Regions from separate parts of the Homo sapiens genome. Here region 1 is linked to region 2. The links are chromatin loops, found by intact Hi-C in ENCODE. Cell type or tissue: psoas muscle. All regions are shown on one strand. Links, peaks and the distances in the headings refer to the core of each region. The heading gives the core; the rest is flanking DNA. Region 1 overlaps PCSK6 (proprotein convertase subtilisin/kexin type 6). Region 2 overlaps PCSK6 (proprotein convertase subtilisin/kexin type 6).

Evidence for each region. Peaks named below come from ENCODE experiments on the same cell type or tissue, not always from the same donor. Only the 100,000 strongest peaks of a DNase experiment are listed, where the experiment ranks them.
Region 1: it touches region 2 in a loop (2.1-fold over the local background); 5 of 110 quality-filtered maps call a loop at or near these places.

Annotation. Positions count from the first base shown.
Region 1 is chr15:101,424,084-101,432,852 of GRCh38, reverse strand. It overlaps PCSK6 (proprotein convertase subtilisin/kexin type 6), which reads left to right. Exons shown (of 22, transcript NM_002570.5): 3 at 753-863; 4 at 1,390-1,533; 5 at 2,790-2,866; 6 at 4,873-4,961. Among named protein-coding and RNA genes, the nearest start is that of PCSK6, 61 kb to the left of the region's middle. RefSeq lists an enhancer at 5,944-6,534. In psoas muscle, for the core only: no CTCF peak of the experiment used is centred there; no DNase peak of the experiment used is centred there.
Region 2 is chr15:101,364,019-101,372,787 of GRCh38, reverse strand. PCSK6 (proprotein convertase subtilisin/kexin type 6) reads left to right here. Exons shown (of 22, transcript NM_002570.5): 12 at 2,265-2,453; 13 at 6,456-6,592. Among named protein-coding and RNA genes, the nearest start is that of PCSK6-AS1, 34 kb to the right of the region's middle. RefSeq lists enhancers at 1,525-2,024, 2,025-2,526. In psoas muscle, for the core only: no CTCF peak of the experiment used is centred there; a DNase peak (open chromatin) is centred at 3,697.

The DNA.
Region 1 (8,769 bases), core at 489-8,488, 60 kb before region 2:
ATATTTACTTATGTCCTTACTGTAAAGCAAATTCCAATACCAGTTAACCAAACACTTTCTTCATTCACTGCTTTCCCATGTGTGTATTTCCTTTTTCTTCAGGACAAGGATCACCAGATAATTTATCGGCAATTTCACAAGGCTGGCTTCCTTCCTTCTCTCCCTCTCTCCCTCCCTTCCTTCTTGTCTTTCTGTCTCTCTCTCTCTCTGTCTTTTTTTTTTTTTGACAGGGTCTTGCTGTGTTGCCCAGACTGGAGTGCAGTGGCACCAATCATGGCTCACTGCAGCCTTGACTTCCCAGGCTCAAGCAATCCTTTCACCTCAGTCTCCTGAGGAGCTGGGACTACAGGCATGCGCCATCATGCCCAGCTAGATTTTTTTTTTTTTTTTTTTGGAGAGGTGGGGTTTCACCATGTTGCCCAGGCTGGTCTCAAACTCCTGGGCTCAGGCGATCTTCCTGCCTCGGCCTCCCAACGTGCTGGGATGACAGGCGTGAGCACTTTCTTTCTTTTAGTACAACGACTTCAAAATCTATCAGAGTGGTGTTATTTCTTCCTCTGTATACACAAACAACTTCTCATCTTTCAAATGTAGTCACTTTGAAGTGAAAATGTCCCCAGGAACTTACCATCTAAAATATCTGCTATGACACAGATATTCACGCACAAGGAAGGCTGTAGCACCTGCAAAGAGGCTACATAAAATCAAGAAATCATTTCTAATATAAACAGTAATTGCATTTCTTCTGGTAGGTGAAATGGCTCCAGCAACAGGAAGTGAAACGAAGGGTGAAGAGACAGGTGCGAAGTGACCCGCAGGCCCTTTACTTCAACGACCCCATTTGGTCCAACATGTGGTACCTGGTGAGTAGGACAGGACCTCTGTCTGCCCCAGGACACTTGCACTGCCAGGTCTCTGAAATGGGTTAATTTCCCTCAACAAAGCTAAATTCAAACAACATCTCCAGACAGACACACTTCACCTTGAGGGTGTAAAACCACTACCGCAAGGCTGTGCAGTACCGGCTTTCCTGTGGATTTTTTCTGAAACTTTGTGCAGCACACTCTGGGATGGGGGCTCTTTGAGAAGGGAAGTGATTTGATGCAGGCTGTATGACTAAATGGCAAAGCCCAGCCCATGGACAGAGCTCCTGCTGGGAGGCGATGCCCTGGGAAAATATAGATTGCAGGTGCAGAAAAAGCAAGGGAGCCGTCTGCATGATTCTCGATCCGAGTGGGAAAGAGGAGCTCTGCTATGTAAGGCAGGGATAGGTGTTCCCTCCTTTTTTACTTGCAAGCCTAAGCGCCTCCCTGTGGGGTGTGCACCGAGTGTCAGTTCTGCATCTGGAATGTCCATGTCGGGGGGACTTTGTGTCTTTCGTGCTTACAGCATTGTGGCGACAAGAACAGTCGCTGCCGGTCGGAAATGAATGTCCAGGCAGCGTGGAAGAGGGGCTACACAGGAAAAAACGTGGTGGTCACCATCCTTGATGATGGCATAGAGAGAAATCACCCTGACCTGGCCCCAAATTATGTAAGTCAATCCTCGGAACTGACATGCAAATATATTCAACTGTGCTGGTCATTAAGTAAATGCAAGTTTAAAAACAGTAAGGTCCCGATCTCCCCCAGCCCCCATTAAGTTAGGCAGTAAAGAAAACTATGCTGGAAAGAATTAGGAAGATGAATATTCTGCTACTTGCTACTGTCAGGGGCAAGGGTTTTGCAGAGGGATTCATCCACATGCTTGCACAGTCACATACACTTTTAGGAATGGAGCCTAAAGAACTAAGAAATGCATGGAGGGGGATCATCAGCGTACAGATAGTAGCAACACGAACAGTGACAGGGTGACAGTGTGAAAACACGGGCTCTAGGCCCAGAGTGCCTGGGTTCCTATCCTGGGTCTGCAAATGATTAGCTCTGAGATCTTGAGTAAGTTACTTAACTTCTCTGTGCCTCATCTGTAAACATTTTACCGTCTGTAAAATGGTTCATAAGAGAACGACTCTCTCACGGAGTTATTGTAAGGACTAAATTAGTTAAATGTAAGGACACAAGCTTGGCATATCGTAAATATCATAGATGCAAGAAATACTCTAAGGGACTTGGGCACCTACCGGTGATTAAGTAAACCATATTGTATCCATCTGACAGATCGTTATGCAGCCCTTAGAAATGAATTTTGCAGACTACGTGTCAACAACACTGGAAACCTTTTATCATATATTTTAAAAGGAGAATGTAAAATTATGTGAATACTGCTGTTACAGTCATATAAACAAAAGCATACCTATTGAAAATATAAAATGAAGGAAATCCTGACCCACGTGGAAACGTGGATAAACCTTGGACGTTATGCGAAGTGAAATAAGCCAGTCACAAAAGGACAAATACTGCCTGATTCCACTTACACGAGTGACTCGGAGTAGCCAAACTCTTAGACAAAAAGGTGGAGTGGGGGTTGCCAGGGCCTGGGAGAGGGGAGTGGGGAGTTAGTGTTGAGTGGGTGTGGGGTTTTGCAGGTTGAAAGGGTTCTGGAGATGGGTAGCAGCGATGGCCTCAAGCACTGTGAATTAATGCCACTGAGCCGCACACTCGAGAATGGTTAAGGTCGTGTATTTCCCGTCACATATATTTTACCACGATAAAAACGTATATGAGATTATAGCTATAGTAAGAGAGGAGCCCCGCGTGTGGTTTCTCTATTTGCCAACGGAACATAAAATCCATTTCAAACAGAGCTGTCACATGCCATTTCTCCTCACTCACCACGATTCCATTTCTTAGGATTCCTACGCCAGCTACGACGTGAACGGCAATGATTATGACCCATCTCCACGATATGATGCCAGCAATGAAAATAAGTACGTCACCTCGCCTCATCTCCCCGGCTTCTCTTCCCCTCCCTGCAGCGTCACTATTGAATGTGTGTGCGAGGGAGCTGGAGAGGCGGTGGCTGCCGGCGTATCTTCCCTGCCTGGGCGCGAGGCAGGCTTCTCCAGGAGTCACAGGCCATGCCAGGCACAGCCCTTCAGGCACGGCCAGCTTCTGTGGAGTCAGCCTGTTCCTCTGGGGTGTCACCGCTGCCGGGCAGCTAGAAATGGGTGTTTGACAGACATCGTTCCTGTTTCCAACTTTCTTGAAATATTTTAAAAGAGAAACCCTTAAGTCTAACCGTCTCCATGACCTGCTGTGTGAAGACAGCAGTTTGGTCTGTTTGAGCACACAGGTCACGTGCCTGAGCTTTTGTGACTCTGTGACCTTAGGAATGAGGTGGAAGGGGCATGAGTAATGCTGGATAGACCCAGGTTCAGATCGCAGCTCTCCCACTTACTGGCTGCGTGCATGCCGGGTGAGCTGGTTGAAACTTCATGTCTTAGTGTCTTAGAGGCTCGTCCAGGCCAGTGATGTCCCCTACCTCACAGGGTCACAGGAGGGGTCAGTGAGATGATGCATGAGGAATGCACCCAGCAGATTCTTCCGAAATGGTGGGCGTTTTTGTGTCACTGTCATTTTGCAAGTGGAGGCAGTGGGGTCCGGAGAGCCCAGGTGACTTTGCAGTGTAAACGGCAGCCCTGGGGTCAGTCCTGGGAATTCATTTGCTGTCTCTTTCCTTCTCCATCAGCATGCCCCATACCCTGAGCTCTTATCATTCCTCTAAAAATATTTAGAGGGAAATAATAAAAGCTTTTTCTTCCTCCCCACTGTTGACAAGACTCTTGCTGAGGGGCGTCTCCCGATTATAGTCTTTTAGTTTGTGGTCGCTTTGATTCTGAGATTCACAAACGGGTGCGCAGGCAATGCTGTGCAGGAAGCCTCGGCCACTGGAGTTCCACACAGCAGGCTGCAGAGCTCCCGCGAGCCTGCAGCAGCCCAGCCTCATGCACGTCCCAAGGTGCCCTTCCTGCTGCCAGTGAGGATGCCTGGGGCAAAGGAGGAATGACCCACATACCACGCAGTGACCCTTGAAGGGCAGGATTCAATCCCATCCCGAGCCATCCATTGAGCTCTGTGACCCCGGGAACAGCCCTGGCCTTGAAGCTGTGTGGCTTCCAGGGAAGGACAGATGACTCTCTTCCAGAGGGCTGCTGCCTGGGGCGATTTTTAAAGGCAGCTTTAAATTTGAATCAATGATTCCCATCCTCTGTGGACTCTTCTCAAAGATGTGCTATTTCAAGTTGCTCCTATTTTGGCCCCCGCTGGAGGAACTGACCCGACGTGGCACATCAGAGAATGGGGTCATTACTGAGGAAAACGCATTTGTTTTTCTGGTCATTTCTTCATAGTCTCCCAGCTGCTGAGTGTTTAATTTAGAGCGTTCTTCCTCAGCTCCAGCTTAAATGGCCTTAGAAGCACAGGAAGGGCTGCCTCAGGGTAAGCATGGTGTTGTAGGTGCATAGGGGATGAGGCAGGTGACATCAGCACCAGACTGTTCCTTCTTTCATCCTGCCAGGCAGCAGGTGTCCCTGCTGCCAGCCACAGGAGACACGAGGCCGAGGTGGCGCAGCACCCACCCTACACAGCAGTGGCCATGTGCCAATTACACGTGCTGGGAGGAGGAAGGTATAGGACCACGGGCACTGGGGCAGGCACCTTCCTCCCACATGGGGGTCAGGGGAGGCATGCTGGAAGAGGTGACCATGCGTGAGCACTTGCCACATTCAGGATGCCAGGAAGGGCTGTACCCAGGCTGACTTGGTGCCTTCTCCCAGAGTGGGGTTGGTGATGAGAGGGGATGCAGGAAATGGGCTTTAATGACATCTCTGGGCTTCGGACAACTGACTCTCTTGTTGCATTGAACTGAGCCAGGCACTGAATTCACTGAAACTTGCTGGGCTGCGTCCTCACTTGGTTTTTTCCTTTGTTTCAGACACGGCACTCGTTGTGCGGGAGAAGTTGCTGCTTCAGCAAACAATTCCTACTGCATCGTGGGCATAGCGTACAATGCCAAAATAGGAGGTAAGGCCGGGCGTGGCAGCCTGCGAGCCGAGGGGCCTGGGGCAGGGGCAGCTGGGAGCTCCCTGTCCGCTGGTCTCAGCAGCCTCCTGTTTTTTGGCTTTGGCCATGTCAGCAGACCCCTGGGCCAGACGCAGCAGTGCCGTCTGTATCATGGCCCAGGCAGCTGACCCACAGGGATTGGGGCCTCAAGACAGAGGAACTGCTTACTGTTTTGCCTGAAAAGCCATTGCAGTTCCCATCAGAAAGGTACCCTCTCTCCTCTGGTCCTGCTGGCCTGGCTGCTGACTCCTAGAAGTCTGCGTTGATTCCCCGCTGCCCATAGCCCTCAGTGGCTCCGTCACTTCCCAGACAGAGTGACAGCTTTTACCCGGGACCAGAGCTTTCCCTGGGTTCTGACTCCCACTCAAGCCTGCTGGCCCACTTCTCCTGCCCCTGCTCTGACCTTAGAGGACATTTTTCATAGTGCCCCTTAGACACATCTGGTCTTCCCGATTGATGCCTGGGCTTGAACCATTCCCATCCCCGCCTCCCCCGTCTTTCCACTTGGCTCTGTCCACCTGTGCCTTATGGCAGCCTCATGCCTGCTCTGTTCTGTGAAGTGCTCCCTGGATCCAGCTGTCCCCCGTCTCATTCACCAGGGAATCAGCTCTTCTTGGTCCCTTTACGGAGCAGCAGCCGCCCCTGCCCCGCGTGCGTCTGGTCTTGCCATTTAGCTTCTCACACTGCTCAGTCAAGCTGCCCTTGCTAGGATGAGGCTTTGGAGTAAAGTATTGAATGTCTTCCTATTCCCCACGGGAGCCCGGCAGTGTGACAGCTCAGTCACCCAAGTGCTCTGAAGGCCCCTCTAGGTGCATGTCACTGACCCGGGAACTGAGCAAGTGGGGGCAGCAGAGAGGAGTGCCAGAGGGCCTCCAGGGACTGCGGCCTCACCCAGGAGGCCTGTCTGCTTCTCAGTCCGAAGGTGCTCCTGCTCACTCAGGTGGCTGCAGTGGGAAACCACCTTCCCGGGGGGGCACTGCCATCCTGCCACTGAGCCTTGGTGAGGGTGCCTGCAGCCGCTTTCTGCCGTTCTGCCACCGAGCCTTGGTGAGGGTGGCTGCAGCCACTTTCTGCCGTTCTGCCACCGAGCCTTGGTGAGGGTGGCTGCAGCCGCTTTGGCTCCACTTATGAGCAGTACCAGGCAGGGAGGTTGGGCCACGGTTCCCTGGATCACCAGTCCTTGGGGGAATTTCTTGTGTTTCGAAAAGAGGGTCCTTAGCTTTTACTTAATTAGGACTCTGCCTGCCTTTTCCCGTGGAAATCTTGAAGGTGGCTTGGATTTTCATTTTATAGCAGAATTAACCCCCAAGGGCGCGTTCTGCAGAACAAATCAGGAGACTCTGTCAACTGGCCTGGCTCCTTTGTGGATAGTTCTTGCAAACTGAGATATATAAGTTCTCCCTGGAGCCTTTGATGATGGGTGCAGAGCCCTGAGACGTCTCTCCAGGATCTGTAGAATCGGGCCAACCTGGGTGCCAGTTCCATTCCCACCACTCACTGTCTGTGTGTCCTTGAACAACTTACATAACCTCTCTGAGCCAAGGTTTCTTTACCTGTGGGGTGAAATGACCACCAGGCAGCTGCCTCCCCAGTTTTGTTATGAGGATGAAGTCAGATACCATGTGTGAAACCATCGGCTTGGGCTAAGTCTGCAGGGGATAGCTGAGCTCCTCCTTCCCTCTTGCTGAGACTCTCAGTGGGAGAATAAAAACCATTTGTGTTGCTTTGAGTGAGGGGTGGACCCCACCTTTGGAGTTGCTTGAGCCTTGCTCCCCCAAGTCCCTAGACTTTGAGCATGGCATCCTCTGGGAGCCGTTAGAAATGCAGAATCCCCACCCCAGGCCTACGGAGTCAGGGTTTGCATTATAACAAGATCGCAGGGGATTTGTCTCCACGTCACAATGTGAGAAGCGCTGGTTTAGAGGACTCCCTGGGGTCTCACAGGTAGGTAACACCTGCATCATGGATTGCGGGGAGGAGTCAGTGGAAGTAACATGCATAAAGATCCTCCCAGATGAGGTGCACAGTAAATACAGCATTACCGTTAGATAGCTCTACACTCATCGCCAAACTCTTTCCCTACGTTTCCCGAGTCCTGCAAGTGAAGGTGCTCCCTCCAGATCTGGAAAATGTAGGGATAGAATTTGGCATGTGTTTAAAACAAGAATAATAGCAATGCACTGTGGGTTTATAACGTATGAAGCAATATATATATATATGTATATAAACAACAGCAGGAATGGTAACAGTCATGGTGAATGGAAACGCTCTATCTTAGATTTATACATTATACAGAAAATAGTATACTATTAATTCCAGATAGACTGGGATAAGTTAGGATATGCATTATAGTCTCTTGAGTGACAACTAACAATAAAGACATGAAAAGGAAGAGCTCTATGGTCAGCTCCAGGGACATCCCAGGGAAATTCCCTGTTGTGTGCCAGCACACACAGAGAGGGAGCTGTGTTAGAGCACCTCACCCAGAGGTGGGCTTGGAGGGAGAACCAGGAGGAAGCGGGTTGGCTGCCTGTGTGGAGAGGCTAAAGCTGTTTGCAGCAGCTTTGGAGCCAGTGGCTATCACTGGATCCTTGGGTCAAGGCCAGCCTCAACCCCACACCTACCTTCCAGAGAGGTGTGAGCTCCACCTCATGTCCTCGATCTTTATGTGGCCTGCTCACCCCAGCCCCACGCCGCAGACGTAATTGTCTCCTCAGCACTCTCACGGGTAGTCAAGTCCTGCCGTGTCAAGCTCAGCCACACCCTCATGCCCTGCTCTCATGGGGTGCCTGCTCTGCCACCCCTGGGGCTCCTACCTGCCCCTTTAACTTCAATAGGTGGTTCTGTGCCATCTTCCTTGTTGGTTCCCTCCAAAGACATGCTGAGCTCCTAGAGGCCCAGAACTGTGACCCTCATCTCTTTCGTCTCTCTGTCAGCGGCATATCCAGTATTATACATGCAGCATGTGCTCAACCATATTCAATGCGTTAATTAAAAAATATCCCTGTTATCATGCATATCCCAACTTATCCCAGTCTATCTGGAATTAATAGTGTACTTTCTATATAATGTGTAAATCTAAGATTGTTTCCATTCACCATCACTGTCATTGTTTGTGCTGTTGTTTTTATAGATTCTACTTCACATGTTATAAACCCACAGTGCATTTCTTGTTTTAAACATGTAGTTGACCGCAAACTACTTATGACAAGAAATACATTTACCTGCCTGTGTACCATTCCACTGACTGGTCTTCCTTACTTTTTCTAGCTTCAGATTTCCATCTTTCCATTTATCTTCAGCCTGTCGCCAGGCTCTTTGGTATTTATTGAGGTTATCTCTCACCTCTTTTGGTATTTGTTGAGGTTCAGGTATGCTAGTGAAAAATTCTCTCCAATTTTATCTGAAAGTGGCTTCTCTTCATTTTTCTTAAAAGAAATTATGCTGAACACGACCTTCTAACTTTTTTTTTGTCTTTCAACACTTTAAAGGTGTTATTCTGTTGTCTTCTGGTATCCATTGTTTCCGACGATGAGTCGATTGTTAATTGCCATCCTTATTGTTGTTCCCTTTTAAGAAACGTGATTTGTTCCTATGGCTCCTTTTTTTTTTTTTGAAGAGATGGGGTCTTGCTCTGTCACCCAGGTTGGAGTGCAGTGGCATAATCATAGCTCACTGCAGCCTTAAACTCCTGGCCTCAAGTGATCCTCCCACCCGAGCCTCCCAAGTATCTGGGACTGCAGGTGAACACAACCTTTCCCAGCTAATT
Region 2 (8,769 bases), core at 270-8,269:
GAGTGTAGGGTTATTCCTGGTTTTTGGGGTTGACTGGGAGCTACATTTTGAAGCCCCAGGGGAGCACTGAGTAAGTCTGCCGGCATAGACGTTTCTCCGTCTCCACACCTTGCTTCTCCCTAACGTACCCACCTTACATTCTTAGTGTGGGGTGAAGGTGGGGGATGGGGGACACTCACCTGGAGAGACACATGGGCCCTGCAGGTCCTGGAACTCCCCAGAGCCTTCTCTTGTGTTCGCCATCTACCGCAGCGGGGGCTGCTGGCCAGTAAACACTAGCAGTAAAGCTTGGGAGAAGGCAATGAAGGAAGTCAGCATCTCTAGATCAATTTATGGTGCATGCAAAGCGTGTTTTCAAATACTTACAGAGTCTCCGAGGGAATTACATCACTGTTTATAACTGTTTTGATTGTTTTTTATGACTCAGGGCCCAGTAGAGCCAAGCAGTGTAACTCCTGAGAGGCTCTGAGCAGAACGCCTCATGCCTCCCGGGAGGAGAGTCCAGGCATAATGGGAAAAGCGCTCCCCGTAATAAGCCAAGCACCGGTCGTGTGGTGGGGAGTTATTAATGTGCTGCTGGGCGGCGGTGGGTCTGCACTGAAGAATGCCATGTTTCTTCAGCTGCAGATCACTGGGGTGGGTCGGGGGCTGAGTTCAAAGAGGCATGAACCCTAATGGCCTGGAATTGGCAGGATGGTCCAGCCTGGACACAGAAACAGCCTTGGGGTACAGATTTTGGATCTGCTTGGTCTGGGGAGTCTGCTTGGTCTGGGGAGTGTGTCAGAAAATTCTAGCAGGAAGGAGTCTTGAATGATTGAGGCTTTGTTTTTACCCTCAGACTCCATCCCATATGGTAAAGCTGCCCTGAGTTTGTAAAGGGAACCATCGTCCATTTCCATGACAGGGCAGGAAAGTGAGGGGACCCTGCTTTCTGCAGGAGATTTGGGAGCACACAAGCTTGGCACCCTCGATCAGCATGAGAGGGCAGCCTCCGAACTCCGAGCTGTGTCCTTGACTGTGGGTCCACGCGAGCTTCCATTCGAGGCAGCGAGGCCTGGAGGCGGAGGCAGTGAGGCCTGGAGGCAGAGGCGTGGGCTCTGGGGCCCCAAATCCCAGCTCCTCCCCGCATTAGCTACACCTTGGGTACAGTCCTTAATTTCCCTCTGGATTAAATGGGTTAATCCTTGGAAATTCTCAGGCCAGTGCCTTATGCTCAGTGCACAGTCAGCTTGGGAAATGTTTGCTGATTGCTGTTATTTAGCATTGTGACTTCTATTTTCAATGCTAGTCTTCGGAACAAAGTAGTGGGATTTTTTATTTGTTTGTTTGTTAAAACATTTAATTATTTTTATATATTTAGGGGGTCCAAGGACAGGTTTCTTACATGCACATATTGCAGTGTGGTGAGGTCTGGCCTTTTAGTGTACCTGTCACCATGGAGGTCATACTAGGGCAACTGAGAAACGAGCTGGCCAAATGCCACCGAGGAGAAGCCGCCTTCTGGTCACCAAAGGGAGCCCATCCCTGGGGACATTCACCCAAGTCTGCCCAAGAACCCATCTTTTATTTTATTTTATTTTTGAGTTGGAGCCTTGCTCTGTCTCCCAGGCTGGAGTGCAGTGGTGCGACCTCGGCTCGCTGCAACCTCCACCTCCTGGGTTCAAGAGATTCTCCTGCCTCAGGCTCCCGAGTAGCTGGGATTACAGACACCCGCCACCATGCCCAGCTAATTTTTGTATTTTTAGTAGACAGGGTTTCACCGTATTGGCCAGGCTGGTCTCAAACTCCTGACCTTGTGATCTGCCCTCCCCCTCCCCCCACTTTGTATAAGACAAAATAATTGACTCAGCAGCAATGCAAGGCAGACAGGGCCATCGTCCAGAGGAATGGGGCCTGTGCTGTGCACCCCACAGCACTGCCCAGCAGCCTGGTCTCTCCACTGTAGGCAAGTTGGAGCGGTGGCAGCAGGCGGTGCCTCGGCCTCCCAAAGAGCTGGGATCAGAGGCGTGAGCCACAGTGCCCAGCCGAACCATCTTTCAAATCTCTGTAAGCAAATTCCAGAGGCATAAACGTCTTCAGGACAGGTGATAAAGTTCACAGTGGAGCATCCACGTGAGGCAGTCAGAGGCTGCTGCGGCTCCCCGGGGCCCGCAGGGCCCTGAGGCTGCAGTGGGGATAGAGTGGACGGGCGCTGGAGCTCCTGGCTGTGTGGGTGAGACTTCATGCTTCCGGTGCCAAGTGCTGAGCCCTCCCTTCTCCCCCAGGAGCATCCCCTTAGTGCAGGTGCTGCGGACTACGGCCCTGACCAGCGCCTGCGCGGAGCACTCGGACCAGCGGGTGGTCTACTTGGAGCACGTGGTGGTTCGCACCTCCATCTCACACCCACGCCGAGGAGACCTCCAGATCTACCTGGTTTCTCCCTCGGGAACCAAGTCTCAACTTCTGGCAAAGAGGTAAGGCGAGGCAGGCGTGGGGATGGGGTCTGGGCTCACTGAGATTGACCCTGCACAAGAGCTTCTGTCCAGTCTTGGGCCCACAGTGTCTCTGCAAGGCCCTCTGGCGTTGGGGACTCCCACTGGTTCTGCTGGCAGCTTCCTTTCTCTTGGAGACCCTTGCATGTAGGCCCCAAAAACCTTAAAAGTTGCTCCCTGAAACCTTGCCTTCCAAAAGGTCCTGGAAAACTTTCCTTTTCAGAGAGAAGTGACAAAAGAGTTGTTGTTTCGTTTTTTGTTGTTTAGCGGAGGGATTTGTGGAATTCTGGCTATGCCTTCTTTGCTTAGAAGTGCATTAAAGGTCATTTAATCCTATTCAGTTGGCTTTTGAATCGAGCATGTGTACCACAGGGAGCACTGTTTGTCCCCCCACCAGCTCTCCCACCCAGTCGTGGGCTGCCCTGCAGAACCTGCACCAGCAGGGGCCTGTCCCGGGAATACAGACAGGCTCGGGTGGTATGTGGGGAAGGTGCTCCCAGGCTGCTCTCTGCCAACTTCTCTTGCGCTCAGGGGCTGGGAATTCCAAAGCTTCGCACATGGTTTTTTGGGAGGCTATGGAGTCATTTCTTTAACAAACTTAGAAACAAGGGGAAATACATTGATGCAAATATATGACTTACAGGTAATTAGAATGAAGGTGTTTATGGGAACTTAAGAGGGGCCAGGGTATTCTGGTACCTTCTGTCTCTTTCTAGCTAAGAGGTAGAGAGAGTAAAGAAATTTCATGGACAAATCAGCATTTCCAGCTTCTCTCAAAAACCAGGACTGGCACTGTGCCCACATCATCTGCAGGAAGCCCCCCAGGACCAGGCCTGCTCTGTCTTCTGGGGTGTGGTCCCCTTGCCCACTCTGGGCCCACTTGACTCCTTTGGTGACCTGCCTGAGGCTGTGGCCCTTGTGTAGGCTATAGGGAGCTGCAGAGATTCAGAAACAGGGGCTAGCGAAGGCTCTCAGATGGAACCAGGCAGAAGTTGGGGGTTGCCCTTTGCTTAACCCTTCCCCTCCCCACCACTTTGTATGAGACAGGGTAATTGACTCAGCAGCAATGCAAGGTAGACAGGGCCATTGTCCAGAGGATTGGGGCCTGTGCTGTGCCCCCCACAGCACTGCCCAGCAGCCTGGTCTCTCTGCAGCAGGCAAGCTGGAGCGGTGGCAGCAGGTGGCGGGCCCGGCACCAGCTTTGTCCTCGGTGCACTGGAATCAACCCTGAGGCAGACCCTGGCACCAAGCTCAGCCCATCCCACATTCTCCTTTCATAGCACGAGTGTCACAGGGGCACCTCTCCCTCCTGCCGGGAGGCCCGGCCGTGCTGTGCCTCTGCCTGTGGGAGGTCTCACACGGGCACGAGCAGTTCGGTGTCAGCGGACGAGCTGCAGCTTTTGATGCTATGTTGCTCCCCGTGGTGTTTTTTATTTTATTTTTTTAACCTTAAAGATTTTAAAAGTCCTCATTTCTGGCATTTCTTGGAAAGTTGGAAGCTGTCTGACACCAGCCCCGTGTTCCTGCGTGCACTGGGCCGGAGCTGAGCAGGTGGGCGAGTGTGTGTCCATGTGCTCCATGTTTTCCGTGCTGGCAGCCCTGAGGCCAGCAACGGGCTCTCCGTTCACTCCAGCCGCACACCTAGTGGCACCCAGGTTTGTGACCCCTGACTCAGAGCCAGAGCTGGGTGCAGGCCCAGGTGATGGCCCAGGTTGACGGAGAGCCTGTGGTGAGGCTGAGAGGCTGGGGCAGCAGGTAGCAGGCAGGCGGGTGGCAGTGACCCTGGAGAGTTGGCCCACACCCTGCTCTTCCACTCCTGGCTGGGCTCCCAGGAGCCAGTCCCTTTGCCTCTCTTTATTCCTCATCTCTGAAAATGCCACTTCACTTATCTGTAAACATTAGGACTGTTATAAGACTTGAGTGTGATAATATATGTATCCCTGGCACAGGGGCCTGGTTGCCCTACGTGTCCTGCTTACGTCCGGCTACCTGACCCACAAGAACCTTCCGCTGCCCCAGCCTCCCCTCTCCCGCTCCCCTGGGGCCCTGTTTCCCTTCCCTGGAAACTTTCCTCCTCCTGCTGCTGCCCAGTGTTGTGCCCTTGGGATAATAGAGGGCAGGTCCTGCCAGGCCTATTGGGAGCCACCCCTTGGCTGGGTAGTGCTGTCCTTGCGCCATCAGGCATTTTAAAAACTACCCTAGCCCAGGAAGGGTGGCTCACACCTGTAGTCCCAGCACTTTGAGGGGCCAAGGTGGGTGGATCACCTGAGGTCAGGAGTTCGAGACCAACCTGGCCAACTCTTGTCTCTACTAAAAATACAAAAATTAGCTGGGCGTGGTGGCACGCACCTGTGATCCCAGCTACTTGGGAGGCTGAGGCAAGAGAATCACTTGAACCCAGGAGGCGGAGGTTGCAGTGAGCTGAGGTCACGCCTCTGCACTCCAGCCTGGGTGACAGAAAGAGAGTCTGTCTCAAAAACAAAAAACAAACAAACAAAAACTACCCTGAGGCTACTCCAGCTGTCATCTGAGTCTTGGGACTTTGGTTTTTTTCCAAGGCAGATTTTGTGATTGTATCAAGAATTTGTGTTTTAGGATCAATGACCTCCTATCCTACTGCACATCTTACTTAATTTAGCAGCTTTATCAGTTTGCCAGGTTCTTCACTAAGAAGCCATTGATGTGCCTCAGCACCTCAGCCCTTAAAAGACAGTTTGTCCTTGTTCTGTCCCCAGTGTGTTGGGTTCAGCTTGGCATCGAGTGTGAAAATCAGCCTTGACCTTTGCCATTTCTTAGAAGAAAGCACAGGATGCTTCCCCCTCACTCTTCTCCATTGCAAAGAATGTTCCCTAGATAAACATTTTCCTACATTGAGTGTTCAGAGAACCCCCAGATTGGAAATTGAATCTTACATCATTCAAAACTTATGTATTTCAATTTCTGATGAACAATAAAGATGCCTATGTTAAAAAAAATGTTTATTCCAAAATCGAGATAGAAAATTAGACTGTGAAGAAAGAATAAGAGGAAAAAACCTGGAATTGATTCCAGTACAGAAAGAGTCACTTCTGAGGATGGCACTGGGTGCAGGAAGAGATTGGATGTTGATTAGTTGCTTCCTGTTTCTGCCTGAACCAAGTGTGAGGCAGAAGGCCCAGGGGCTCAAGGGTACAGTTGGGAAAGACCTTCGAGTTGGGAAGGGTAAAGGGAGGCTCATCAGGACTTGCAAGGAGGGTACTGCTGGGGGTGGGGGAGCTGTCTCCTCCCCCCGCTCTCCACGGGCCCCTCCCATTCCCACTGAAAAGCAACCAACCCTGCCATTGTCATCTCCCTCAAATGCCCCTGTTGAGACTGGATCAGCCCTGCAGGTGAAGGGACAGAACTTTCCCCACAAGCTTGAGTAGCTGCTCCTCTTTCCTTATTTGTGTCTCCCAGAGAACAGTGCACACAGCTGGCTTGAAATCAAACATGGAAGTTTCATTCTTGCACAAACAAGCACTTTCAAAAGGCGTCCTTAGTGAGCACTCTCTGGGCTTCGGTGAAGGTACCCCAGGGGGACCCCCGCCCCTGTCTGCTTTCGTGCATCCGGGCACTGGAGTTATGGTCTCTGTAAGATTGTTGCTGGGTGGGAAGGAGCCAGCCACCTTCTGCAGGAAATTGTCGGGACTGGGGGCTTCTGTTGGTGAGAGCTTGTAAACATCTTTCACTGGGTTATATGAAACCTGCCTGCCTGCCTGCCTTCCTCTCAGAATGTTAAGGAGGTTCAAGGAGGTGATGGAGGAGAGAGTCTGTGTAAGAGCTTAAAGACGATCACATTTCACTGTGCCCTTTGCCCTCGGGTTGGCTGGGGCCAGACCCCCGCTACCCTGGGGGTACGGTCCAGCCAGGTCATACAGTCCCCCGAGAGCCCTGCTTGTGCCAGCCCCTCCGCCCAGCCACTCAGTACCAGCACCTTCATTTCTGACACCACACCTCCAATTGCAGGTTGCTGGATCTTTCCAATGAAGGGTTTACAAACTGGGAATTCATGACTGTCCACTGCTGGGGAGAAAAGGCTGAAGGGCAGTGGACCTTGGAAATCCAAGATCTGCCATCCCAGGTCCGCAACCCGGAGAAGCAAGGTCAGTGGCTCTTGGGAATCTCATGACAGCTTTTGTATCTCAAGCCTCTTTTTACCTCTGGGCCTTATTTAACTACGGAGTCTCTGATAATTCTTTGTTTTGTGTTTTAGAGGTAGAATTCCCATAACAGAAAATTCACCATTTTAATTATTTTTAAGTGGACAGTTCAGTGGCTTTTAGTACATCCACGATGTCATGTAAACGTCAGCACTATCTAATTCCAGAATGTTTTCATCCCCACAAAAAGAAACCCCATACCCATGAAGCAGCCACTCCCCATTCCCTCCTCCCCTCCCAGCTCCTGGCAACCTCTAATCCACTTACCATTTCTTTGGATTTGCCTCTCCTGGACATTTCATATAGATGAAATAATACAACACCTGGCCTTTTGTGTCTGGCTTCTTTCACTTAGCATGATGTTTTCAAAGTTTTTCAATATTGTCGTATGCATCAAAACGTCATTACTCGTATGGCTAAACGATATTCCATTGTACGGATTGATCACATTTTGTTTATTCATTCACCTGTGATGGACATTTGGGTTGTTTCTACCTTTTAGCTGTTACAAATAGTACAGCTATGAGGATTCATGTACAAGTTTTTATGTGGACCTATGTTTTTGTTTCTCGTGGGCGTATACCTAAGATTGGAATTGTCAGGTCATATGGTAACTCTATGTTGAACGTTTTGAGGAACAGCCAAACTGTCTTCCACATTGGCTGCACCCTTTTACATTCCGGCCAGCAATATATGAGAGGTCCAGCTCCTTCACATTCTCGTTAACACTTAATATTCTCTGCTTTTTAAAAAATTATAAGCGTTCTAGTAGGTGTGAAGTGGTATCTGTGGTTCTTCAATTGCCTGATGATGCACCTTGATGCACAAAAGTTTTAAATTATGATGAAATTCAATTTATTTTTTCTTCTGTTGCTTGTGCTCTTGGTGTCATACCTGAGAAACCATTGCCTAACCCAAAGTCACAGAGATTTACTCCTGTGTTTCCTTTTAAGAGTGTTATAGCTCTTACATGTAGGACTTTGATCCATTTTGAATTATTTTTGTATATGGTGTGAGGTAGGGGTCCAAACTCATTCTTTTGTACCCATTTGTTCCAGCACCACTTGCTGAAAAATGCATTCTTTACCCATTAGGTGATCTTGAGACTCCTGTTGCAAATCAACTGACCACAGAAGAGAGGTTCGTTTCCACACTCTCGATTCTGTTCCATTGGTCTGTATATCTATCTTGGAGTCAGTACCATATTGTTTTGATCACTGTAGCTTTGTAGTAAGTTTTGAAATAAGAAAGTGCGAGTCCTCCAACTTGGTGGTTCTTTCTCAAGATTGTTTTGGCTATTTTGGGTCCCGTGTAATTCCATGTGAATTTGAAGATAAGCTTGTACATTTCTTTTTTAAAAGGTAGTTGGAATTCTGGTAGAGATTGGATATGTAGATCATTTTGGGGAATATTTCCACATTAACAATATTAAGTCTTCCAGTCCATAAACTTGGGATAGTTTTCTGTTTATTTAGCTCTTCTTTAATTTTGTTTAGCAGTGTTTTTTGTAGTGTTGAGTATATAAGTCTTTCGCCTCCTTGGTGAAAGTTGTTCCTAAGTATTTTATTATTTTTATGCTATTGCAAATGGAATGGTTTTCTTAATTTTTCTTTTGGATTGTTTATTTCTCTGGTAATTCTTGTACCTTTTTAATCCCTTTTACTTAATGATCAATCATTTATTTAACTAGTCTTTATTAAGTACCAAACTCTGATCTAGGTAATGGGGTTACAACCAGGAAAGAAAACTGGAATAATCAGCACATCTTATTTTGTAGTTACCCACAAAGGTCTATAAACGCCTGTCTTTGTTCTCTGGGTCGAATGCATAGTAACGTTTACAGAATGTGCTGGGATCTTGCTTTTCTATGGGCGAGTTTCCTCAAGGTTTGCTTTCACTGTTCCGTCGTTCCCTGTGCCCTTTTCTGTGAAGATGCAGTCTGCTTCTTGGTCACCCTGGGAGTGCGTGAGAACCTTCCCCTGCCCTGGTTCTTTTCCAGTTCTCCATAAACAATCCAAAAGCAAAATTAAAAAAACCATTCCATTTGGAATAGCACAGTTTTAGGAGAAAAGAAGAGTGTTGACTTGCCTTACGTGGAAAATTGACTTTAAGTCATCAAG